2 separate regions of the Homo sapiens genome follow, and region 2 is linked to region 1. Evidence: chromatin contacts called from ENCODE Hi-C or POLR2A ChIA-PET data. All regions are on one chromosome and are shown on one strand. Each heading gives the region's core, a stretch centred on a gene start or an enhancer-like site at or near the end of the contact. The rest is flanking DNA. Distances are from core to core; before and after follow the strand shown. Region 1 overlaps STX8 (syntaxin 8). Region 2 overlaps STX8 (syntaxin 8).

Evidence for each region. Hi-C counts contacts between places; a loop is a spot of excess contacts on that map. ChIA-PET counts read pairs that join two places held with the same protein, here RNA polymerase II (POLR2A). Pooled maps may share reads with other maps.
Region 2: a loop to region 1 is called in a pooled map, with 2.0 times the contacts of the local background. The contact joins two enhancer-like sites. A Hi-C loop is called at or near these places in 1 of 168 maps with a recorded cell type or tissue (psoas muscle), 1 of 37 single-sample maps with no recorded cell type and 6 of 50 pooled maps. POLR2A ChIA-PET finds 5 or more read pairs at or near these places in 3 of 52 experiments (AG04450, HEK293T and WTC11).

Annotation. Positions count from the first base shown.
Region 1 is chr17:9,352,997-9,358,926 of GRCh38, reverse strand. The region is part of intron 7 of STX8 (syntaxin 8); the gene reads left to right. Among named protein-coding and RNA genes, the nearest start is that of STX8, 220 kb to the left of the region's middle. Within about 2 kb of position 2,351, at least 3 of the 41 ENCODE cell types and tissues checked have a DNase peak (open chromatin) inside an H3K27ac peak, as active enhancers do.
Region 2 is chr17:9,429,483-9,434,703 of GRCh38, reverse strand. All of the region lies in intron 6 of STX8 (syntaxin 8), which reads left to right. Among named protein-coding and RNA genes, the nearest start is that of STX8, 140 kb to the left of the region's middle. Within about 2 kb of position 2,908, at least 3 of the 41 ENCODE cell types and tissues checked have a DNase peak (open chromatin) inside an H3K27ac peak, as active enhancers do.

The sequences.
Region 1 (5,930 bases), core at 1,102-3,601:
CATAATGTTCCCATCCTTAAATCACATCTCCTGCCCTGGGGTATTGGGTGCTCCCGGAGTTTCCTGTACTCATCCTCACTTCTCTCTTTGTAATCTTTTCCCCCTACTCTCTCCTTTCCTGTTTTCTCTCAGTTCCAGTCTTCCTCCCTTAATTACTGTCCTCTCTATTTATCATCTTGGTCAAGAATATGCCTTTTAAAGGCCTCATGCCCAAGCTGCATCCCACCCTTCAGCCAGCATTCCTAGCACCCTGCCATCCTCCGGTTTCTTTTGTGTGGCCTCACCAGCCGCTTTCTCTCCTCAATGTGTCACCGAACATGGGGCCATCTGGAAGTGTGTTTAGAAGATAACGGAGCACAGGAATAGTCCCAAGAAGTGCATTTAAAAACTGTTACTGTGTAATAACTTTATGATACATTCTGCCGCATCCTCTTAAAAATACCTTTTGTATCTGTTTTCTTGTCATTTCCATTATGCCTTTTAAAGTGGGTTGAAGACCGTGAATGAACAACTGAGTGGTGTACCATGGCTGCCCTTTTGCAAAATTGAAGACCTTTTTTTCCCTTCTGTTTAGAGACAGGGTCTCGCTCAGTTGCCCAGGCTGGAGTGCAGTGGCATGGTCATACCTCTGTGCTAAGCTATCAGGAGGATCACTTGAGCCCTGGAGTTCGTCCCCTGTAGCTGAAACTACAGGTGTGCACCACCATGCCCAGCTAATTTTTTTGTTTGTTTTTTTGGTAGAGATGAAGTCTCGCTTTCTTACCTAGGCTTGTCTTGAACTCCTGGTTTCAAACGATCTACCTTGGCCTCCTGAAGTGCTGGGATTTACAGGTGTGAGCCACTGCACCTAAAAATTGAAGACTGAAGCAGCCTTCTCCCAACTTGGTTTCAGCTCCTTATTAAAAGATGTTTTTGTGTTCGGTCATCTTAGCAGCATGCAAACCAGTTTTCTTATTTTTGTAGCAGTCAAACTTTACAGAGAGGGCTGTTGTGCACTTAGCTACTTATTCTGGAAACTAATGGAAATCCTCTTGAATTTGGGACTTCACATTAGAGAAACTGTCATCTTCTAGAGATGTATGACTTTGTCAATAAAACAATTGAAATCAGTTTGTACTTTTGCAATCATAACCATAGATGAGGCATTGCGCCCTTCACTCTTTCTGAAAATTAAGACTTCTGGAGTATTTAAAAATTTTAATTTTTTATATTTTATTTTATTTTATTTTTTTGAGACAGAGTCTCACTCTGTTGTCCAGCTGGAATGAAATGACATGATCACAGCTCCCTGCAGCCTCAACCTCCTGGGCACAAGAGATCCTCTGGCTTCAGCCCCCTAAGTAGCTGGGACTACAGGTGCACACCACCATACTCAGCTACTTTTTGTATTTTTTGTAGAGATGGAGTTTTCTACAAAACCACAGGCTAGGCTGTTCTCAAACTCCTGAGCTCAGGTGATCCACCTTGCCTTGGCCTCCCAAAGTGCTGGGATTACAGGCGTGAGCCACCGTGCCTGGCCAGTCTTTTTTTCTTCTTATTTTTTAAATCCCTCAGAGAGGTTCCGTCAGTTGGGAGCCAATCAGGAAAAAGAATAACCATACTAGGTATTTCACTCAGAGGAGACAGAATGCAAACAACTTGTTAGAATACTGTTAGAAGGGCCGGGCGCAGTGGCTCACGCCTATAATCCCAACATTTGGGGAGGCCAAGGCAGGCAGATCACCTGAGATCAGGAGTTTGAGACCGCCAGCCTGGCCAACATGGCGAAACCCCGTCTCTAAAAATACAAAAATTAGCCAGGCATGGTGGCACATGCCTGTAATCCCAGCTACTCAGGAGGCTGAGGCAGGAGAATTGCTTGAACCTGGGAGGCGGAGGTTGCAGTGAGTTGAGATCATGCCACTGCACTTCAGCCGGGGTGACAGAGCAAGACTTTGCCTAAAAAAAAAAAAAAAAAAAAAAAAAACTGTTAAAAGGATGGAGAGAATGAAAAGGGGAAGGTGCAGTAATCCAGAAATTAGTCCTTGTGTGAAGCAGCTGCCACCCTTAAGCCTAGGAGAGCAAAGATGCAAATGCGCTGCTGCACACCACAGTACTCCTGGGATTGCCGCTCAGCCAGTGCTAGAGATGCCTAGGACCTGGCCCCTGGGCTGCAGCAGAAGCAGGCCTGCCTTGCTCGTTCTGGGACTGCCAAAGAGAGGCTGCCACTGCCATGGGGAACACTGTTAGAATACAGACACTTGCAGAGATGCTGCCAGAAGCAGATGGGGAAAGAGAGGAAGAGGAACAGCCTCACCCCTCTTCTTGCTTTCTGAACTCCTGACAGTGCCTTATTTTGGCAGAACATAACAGGAAGCCAGCTGGCAGGGGAGCCTGGGAAGGGTAGTTCACAGACTCCAAGCCCCAGCATGACTGAGCAGAGAAGGGCAGGTGTGGAGCTGGCAGACACCAGGTCATACCTGGCATATAGGCAGCTTACATGGGCACCACTGAGATGTGCAACATATATTCTCCTGACAATCATCTGACATGTTTTTCCAGCCTTCGATGTTTCTTTCAGAATTATTGGGTTCTTCGTGGACCTGTTGAACTGAAAAAGGTTTTTATGTATTCTCATGGACCATTTGGTTAGAGCTATTCTTAAAGTCATGCCAAACAGTGAATTTCTGCAAACCCCAAAATGCAGACATTGTTTTAATAGAAGAAACAGTATTGTCACACTGAGCTACTGGAAGGAACGATGCTATTTCTACTGCTTGACAAATGGACCTACCACCTACATATTAAGTAATTTTAGATGTGAACAAATGTAGAACAACTGAACTTAATGTCTTCTAGTTAAGTTGGCTTACATCCCTCAGCTACTTCCTTTCTTTCTCTCTGTAAAAGAAGGAACTGAGAGGTGGTCTGTGAAAAAAAGCAATGAATGGGAAGGATCAGTGGTCACTCCTGGCAGTTTCAAAGTTGAAGAGATGGGCTGGGCCTGGTGGCTTTTGCCTGTAATCCCAGCACTTTGGAGGGCTGAAGTGAGCGGATTGCTAGACCCCAGGAGTTCAAGACCAGCCTAGTCAAAATAGCGAGACCCTGTCTCTACAAAAGTTTTTAAAAATTAGCTAGGTGGCCGGGTGCAGTGGCTCACGCCTGTAATCCCAGCACTTTGGGAGGCTGAGGCGGGCAGATCACGAGGTCAGAAGTTCGAGACCAGCCTGACCAACATGGTGAAATCCCATCTCTACTAAAAATACAAAAATTAGCCAGGAGTGGTGGAGCGCGCCTGTAATCCCAGCTACTCGGGAGGCGAGAGGCTGAGGCAGGAGAATCGCTTGAACTCGGGAGGCGGAGGTTGCAGTGAGCCGAGATTGCGCCATTGCACTCCAGCCTGGGCGACAGAATGAGACTCCGTCTCAAAAAAAAAAAAAAAAAAAATTGCTAGGTGTGGTGGTGCATGCCTGTAGTCCCAGCTATTCAGGAGACAGGCGAGAGGAGATTGCTTGAGCCCAGGAGGTCAAGGCTGCAGTGAGCTGTGATTGTGCCACTGCATTCCAGCCTGGGTGACAGGGTGAGACCATGTCTCAAAAAAAAAAAAAAAAAAAAGTTCCACAAAGTAGAACCAAAAGACACAGGAAGATATCAAAATTAGAGGATCCATCCAAGATCGAAAGAGTAGGAATGCCACAATGAGAAAACAACAGTCAACAAATTACCAAAGGAAATAATGCCAGAAATTTCCCAAGAACTGACAGACAGGAGTAACCATATTTATTGAAAGAGTCCATTATCAATATCCAGCTTAAGAAATGAAATAAAAAAAGACCCATGTCAAATCACAACATAATGAAATTTCAGAGCACCCAGTTAAAGAGAAGTTTCTGCCTCCCTAGGGGTGGGAGGTAGGGGACAACAGATTACTTTCAAAGGATCTGAACTTAGAATGGCATCCAATATCTCAGCAAAAACAGGGGTGGTAGTATTGCAGGAAGCTACTGACAAATATTAACCCTAGAAAGAAGATCTGGGAGGACAGAAACAAGGGAGAGAAGTAAAGACAACTCCCAGGATGACAGCAGTGGAAGGCTGCACAACAGACCAAGAGAACAGCTGTTCTAGAATAGAGAGCTAGAGCTAAGAGGGAAAATAGATGGTATGTTTTCCTGCGTGAAAAATTACACTGAGTGATTGCTGAAGGTTATGAGATTTAGTAGGAGGGATTTCAAGCAATTGAAAAAGAGAGGCAATTATTAATCCCAGGAAAACAAAAAGTAATACAGAAATGGAAGCACGATTATAGTATGTTAAGAGTAAATATGGGCCGGGCACGGTGGCTCCTGCCTGTAATCCCAGCACTTTGGGAGGCCGAGGCAGGCGGATCATGAGATTAGGAGATCAAGACCAGCCTGACCAACATGGTGAAACCCCGTCTCTACTAAAAATACAAAAATTAGCCAGGCATGTTGGCACGGGCCTGTAATCCCAACCACTCGGGAAGCCGAGGCAGGAGAATCACTTGAACCCAGAAGGTGAAGGTTGCAGTGAGCCGAGATCTCACCACCGCACTCCAGCCTGGGTGACAGAGTGAGACTCCATCTCAAAAAAAAAAAAAAAAAAAAAGTGAGACAATTATTAATTCCAGGAAAACAAAAAGTAATACAGAAATGGAAGCATGATTATAGTATGTTAAGAGTAAATACAAACATAGCCATGATAACGTAATTGTTAGATGTTTGATTTAATCAAAATATATGATTCAACTATAGGGTAGATGGGAGATTGAAGAGGTGGAGTACAAGAGAGCTAAATACTCCTATAATGAAAGAGAAGGTGACTGTGTAATATTTAAAATTGATGGAATTTAAAGATTATGGTATGGGCATATAGTTTAAAAGTGTGGAGATAAGTAACAGAAGAAACAGCCAAAATAAGTGAAAAGTGAGTGCTTTTGATGAGGAGGAAAGTCAGAAGGAGCAGGTAGAAATCACTGGTTTTTATTATAACCTTTTTTTAGGATTACTTGACTTTTTAGCTTATACATTAATCATTTTGATAAAATAGTTGTTAAAATTTTGAAGCTCTTTACATTTGTAGGTTCTGTTATATCTTGAGAAATAAACTTACAAATAGGAAAGAAAAATCTGTTAATTTAAAATACAGAGAATGTATTCAGTAAAGAAGAATGTAAGTGACTTAAATATACTTTACGCACCCTTAGTTGGATATTTTTAAGGACATTGAATTGCAGAAATCTTGAATTCTACTAAGTAGATTTATTGTTTAGAGTGATATTAGAGTAATTCTGGATCTGCTTTGTGTATTAGTTGGGGAGAGTAAGTGAGTAAATATATTGATGTTATTGGGAACTAGGGAGATAAATAGTGAATGTGAATGAGAAAAGTAATAATGATCTTTATGGTGTTTGGTTTGAATTGGAAGTATCATGGTGGGCTGCTACTTTAAGTAAATAAATACATTGCCCACTTTAACCACTGAAAGCATGTAGAAGCAGTGATACTCCTGTAGTAATGAGCACAGTTTACACCCAGTTCTTGGTTTCTAAATACTATTCACTCCCAAAAGAAACTAAGACTCTTTGCAGGAGCAACTGAGTCTAAATCTGGGACAGGAAGATAAAAGGCAAGCCTAGAACATCTTGGGTCTGAGATCAAGGAAGCGCACAAACAATGATGGGGCTATGTAAAAGAACACAGGAGCTGACTTATAGGGACTCCCACAGGTCACATTTGGGGCAGTCATGCCTGTAATCCCAGCACTTTGGGAAGCCAAAGTGTGAGGATTGCTTCAGGCCAGGAGTTTAAGGCCAGTCTGACGGTCAACATAGTCAGACCCCGTCTCTACCAAAGAAAAATTTAAAAACTAGCCTGGTGTGGTGGTGCATGCCAGTAGTCCCAGCTACCAGGGAGGCTGAGGCAGGAGGA
Region 2 (5,221 bases), core at 1,659-4,158, 75 kb before region 1:
CACACTGCCGCTCACCTCTGGCTCACCCTTGAATTCTTTCCTGGGTGAAGCCAAGAACCCTCCCAGGCTAAGCCTGCCTGCCCTATATCAGTTAGACATCTGCAGCCAGTCACTGAATTCAGTTGATTTCACCTCTGAAACTGTCTCTCACATTTTTCTTCCCACCTCTGCTGCCTTAATTTGCTTTGATCCCAGACCCTGTCTTCTCTGCCTTGGAACTATGGCTATACCTAGCTGGGTTTCCTGCCACAAGTCCTTTAGTGTTCCACTCTGTCTTCCCCTCTGCTAACGCAATTAGTTTCTTAAAAACAAATCTGATTGTGTTGTTTTCATGCTAAAATCCTCTAGTGGCTTCTTGTCACATTGAGGATGAAATAGCAACTTTAAGATCCTGACATACTGGCTGGGCGCAGTGGCTCACGCCTGTAATCCCAGCACTTTGGGAGGCTGAGGCCGGCGGATCACGAGGTCCAGAGATCGAGACCCTCCTGGCTAATATGGTGAAACCCTGTCTGTACTAAAAATACAAAAAATTAGCCGGGCATGGTAGCACCTGTCTGTAATCCCAGCTACTCAGGAGGCTGAGGCAGGAGAATTGCTTGAACCTGGGAGGCGGAGGTTGCAGTGAGCCGAGATTGCGCCAGTGCACTCCAGCCTAGGCGATAGAGTGAGCCTCCGTCTCAAAAAAAAAAGATCCTGACATACTAAAGCCCGTTTTACCCCCTAGGCAGCATCATCTCTTCTGTAGCTGCACTGACTACAGCAATCCATCTCACCACTCCTTACCTTCTTCTGTGCTGTTCTCCTTGCTTATGATGCTCAAGAAGAGCATCTTTCTTACCTAAAAGACACACACAACCGTAGTTCAAATATCATCTTCCCCATTAAACTCTTCCTCACTTTCCTAGGAAGAGTTGGCCCATTTCTCTGGGTCCTCACAATACTCTGTGGAGCAGCTAGAGTTTTCACTCTTTTGGATTCCCACCCTCCCTTCCCCCGTTTTAATATCTGTGACCCCCTGAAGTACTCTGTGTATTCCTTAAGAGAAGGGGCCACATTTTTTCCCATTCTTTTTTCCCCCACATACAAAAAATGGTAATATTTAATGCCTACAACATGATGAGTTTGGAGATAGGTGTACATCCATGAAACCATCATCACAATCTATGGAGGAGGAACTTCTTATCTCCAGTAGGGCCAATAGGTAGTTTTTGACTGAATGAAAGAATGAATGGATGCTTTTCATGAGTGATATTGTGGGCCGAAGAGATTGAGAAAAGCTTATAGTGATGAAGGATCTTTGATTTCATCCCAAACCACTAATTGAGCATCTGTGCAATGCAAGTGCTCACGACAAAGCTATGAAGTGGAAATTACTATTTCCGTTTTGCTGATTTTGAAACTAAAGACTTGGGTTATTTGGTTAAGACCGTCTAGCTCATCATAAGTGAAGGAGACGTGATTTGAACCCACACTGGCCTGGGGTCCAGGCGTATGCCTTGTCTTCCACATCAAAACGCTAGTGTCAAAGAATAAATCTTAGGAGTGCATTATGACGATGGTGATTTTGAGATTATAAAGCATTTGGGAGCTCACAAAGGAAGCCTGTGGTTTTGTAGAGGACTAGAACTATTTTCACAACTGGTTTCCCTGACTGCATCCATATCTGTGTGGCCTTAATATTGTTTGACTCACAAAGGAAACTTGTTGATCCAGAGTGAACCAGTTCAACTTTCTTCTCCTCAATCTCAAGAGTATTCCATGGAGGAAAATGTTCTAAACTGCACCTGAGCTATAAACAATTTACTCTGAAGGTAACAGTGTTAGTATTCCAGTACGTAAACCTTTAGCTAATAACAATCAAAGTAGCCTAATTTGGAAAGTACACAGAAGGTTAGAGGGAAAGCTTGTAAATGTTTTCAAAGACTCTGTATTTAATTCTATCACCAGCTAGCAAAATAAATAGGCCAGCTGCTAGCTCTGAAACAGACACGTGGTGGAAATGAAATGTTAATAGTTGAAATGCCTTGCTCATTCGAAACCAAAAGGAACATGAAGTACACTTTCTAGTTTATGAGAGACAAGGTGAAAGTTCCCAAAACACATTTGTGGTGACTGCATTTAAAATTGCTTCCTCATCTTTTATTTTAGTGGCTAATACTTTAGTGTGGCCTATGTGTGACTAGAGGGCATTTTTTTTTTCTTCCGATTTAGATGGAAGGTTTGGAAATAAATGGAGAGTGGAAATCGGGAGATGTTAAATTCTACTTTTCCATGTGTCTAAGTTGTTTGCTCTAGTTTGTAAGCTGCAGGCCAGACTTTTCTGAGGAATGGGAGGTTACTTTCAATAATGTGCTAAGATTGACCTGAGATATTTAGCCAGCACATCTGCTTGCAAGCTCTGGCCGTATGTGAGGAGCTTATACTGGAATTAATTAACTCTGTTTGGTATTCTGAAATGTTTGCTCCACATCTTGTTTTACCATCACAAAACTTACAAAATCAATTGGAACTTTTTTATTTTTACTTAAGAACTTAAAAAAAAAAGCCAGGTGAAAAAGAGAATCTGAAAAGCAGTTGTTTTCCTGCTTGAAGCAAACTTTCAAGAACGAGCATTAGAATCAGAATTTATTTTTTCAAATACTTCTTTTTAACTTAAAATGATGGTGAAGTGTAACTCTTTCATCCATTACATTAATGCCATTTTTGAAATGTTTGATTTTATTAGAAAACAAGGAGATTGAAGTGAGAGGGGTATCCTGTATGCTGAGATAGTCACAGCATTACAAAATGTTTTATGAACCAAAATGTTGTCCTAGGAACACTCTGACTTCAGAAAGGAAAAGGAAGGGAGGTTTCTGGGAAAGCTCTGCAAGCATAGCCTTGACCTGTATTTGGAGACAGTACAGCACTCGTGGTCTTAACACCATGATGTTAATGTCAGAACGTTTGGCACTATGTTGTTGCTAACCTGCTGTTCTTAAACAAGTGAGCCTTACCTTGTTACTTTTCTCAGTTAGTAAAATTGGGAAGAGGACTACCTTCTAGAATTCAGCCACAGCACCAGTGTCATGACTGTGTTCTCTCTTCCTTTAAACCTGCTGCCCTTGGCCAGCCGCGGTGGCTCACGCCTGTAATCCCAGCACTTTCAGAGGCCGAGGCAGGTGGATCACAAGGTCAAGAGATCGAGACCATCCTGGCCAACATGGTGAAACCCCATCTCTACTAAAAAACAAAAAAACAAAAAAAACAAAACAACAACAACAACAACAACAAAAACCCTGCTACCCAATGAGATGCTCAGCAACTCATAATTTATTAAAAAATGAGCCAAAGGCCAGGCGCAGTGGCTCACACCTGTAATCCCAGCACTTTGGGAGGCCGAGGCAGGTGGATCACGAGGTCAGGAGATCGAGACCATCCTGGCCAACATGGTGATACCCCATCTCTACTAAAAAAAAAAACAGAAAAATAAAACAACAACAACAAAAATGCTACTACCCAATGAGATGCTCAGCAACTCATGGTTTATTAAAAAACAAGCCAAAGGCTGGGCGCAGTGGCTTACACCTGTAATCCCAGCACTTTGGGAGACCAAGGCAGGTGGATCACGAGGTCAGGAGATGGAGACCATCCTGGCCAACATGGTGAAACCCCATCTCTACTAAAAAAAAACCAAAACAACAACAACAAAAAAACCCCTGCTACCCAATGAGATGCTCAGCAACTCATGATTTATTAAAAAACAAGCCAAAGGCCGGGGGCAGTGGCTCACGCCTGTAATCCCAGCACTTTGGGAGGCCGAGGCGGGTGGATCACGAGGTCAGGAGATTGAGACCATCCTGGCTAACATGGTGAAATCCCGTCTCTACTAAAAATACAAAAAATTAGCCAGGCATGGTGGCGGTCGCCTGTAGTCCCAGCTACTTGGGAGGTTGAGGCAGGAGAATCACTTGAGCCTGGGAGGCAGAGGTTGCAGTGAGCCAAGATCACGCCACTGCACTCCATCCTGGGCAACAGAGCGAGACTCTGTCTCAAAAAAAAAAAAAAAAAAGCCAAAACCACTGAGCCCAACTGTCCGTCAACAGATGAATGTGTAAACAAGTTGTAGTATGTACTTAAAATGGTCTATTATTCAGCCATAAAAAGAATGAAGTTTTGATATATGCGATTACATATATGAACCTGGAAGACATTCAGTGAAATAAGCCAGATACAAAAAGACAAATATTGTATGATTTCACTTATATGGAATATCTAGGATAGGCAAATTCACAGAGAAAGAAAGTAGATTAGAGGTTACCGAGGCTAGGGGCAGGGGGAAATGGGGAATTATTACATAATGGTTAGAGTTGCTGTTTGAGATAATTTTAAAGTTTTGGAAATAGATAAGTGGTGGTGGTTATACCACACTGTTAGTGTAATTAATGCCACAGAATTATATACTTTAAAATGGCAAATTGTTTTATATATAATATATATTTTATTTATATATAAATTATATATAATTTATATTTTATTTATATATAAATTATATATATTTTATATTTTATATATAAATTATATATATTTTATATTTATATTTATTTATATATAAAATATATATATTATATAGAATATATATATTATATAGAATATATATATTATATAGAATATATATATTCTATAGAATATATTATATATAATATATAATATATAATATATATATTATATATAATATATTCTATATAATATATAATATATATATTATATATAATATATTCTATATAATATATATTATATATATTATATATAATATATAATATATTATATATAATATATTCTATATAATATATAATATATATAATATATATTATATATTATATATAATATATATAATATATAATATATAAAATATATATGTTATATATAATATATAAAATATATATGTTATATATAATATATAAAATATAATATATATAATATATAATATAATATAAAATATATAATATATATTTTTTTGAGATGGAGTCTTGCACTGTCGCCCAGGCTGGAGTGCAGTGACGCGATCTCAGCTCACTGCAAGCTCCGCCTCCTGGGTTCACGCCATTCTCCTGCCTCAGCCTCCCGAGTAGCTGGGACTACAGGTGCCCGCCACCACGCCCGGCTAATTTTTTGTACCTTTAGTAGAGATGGGGTTTCACCGTGTTAGCCAGGATGGTCTTGATCTCCTGACCTCATG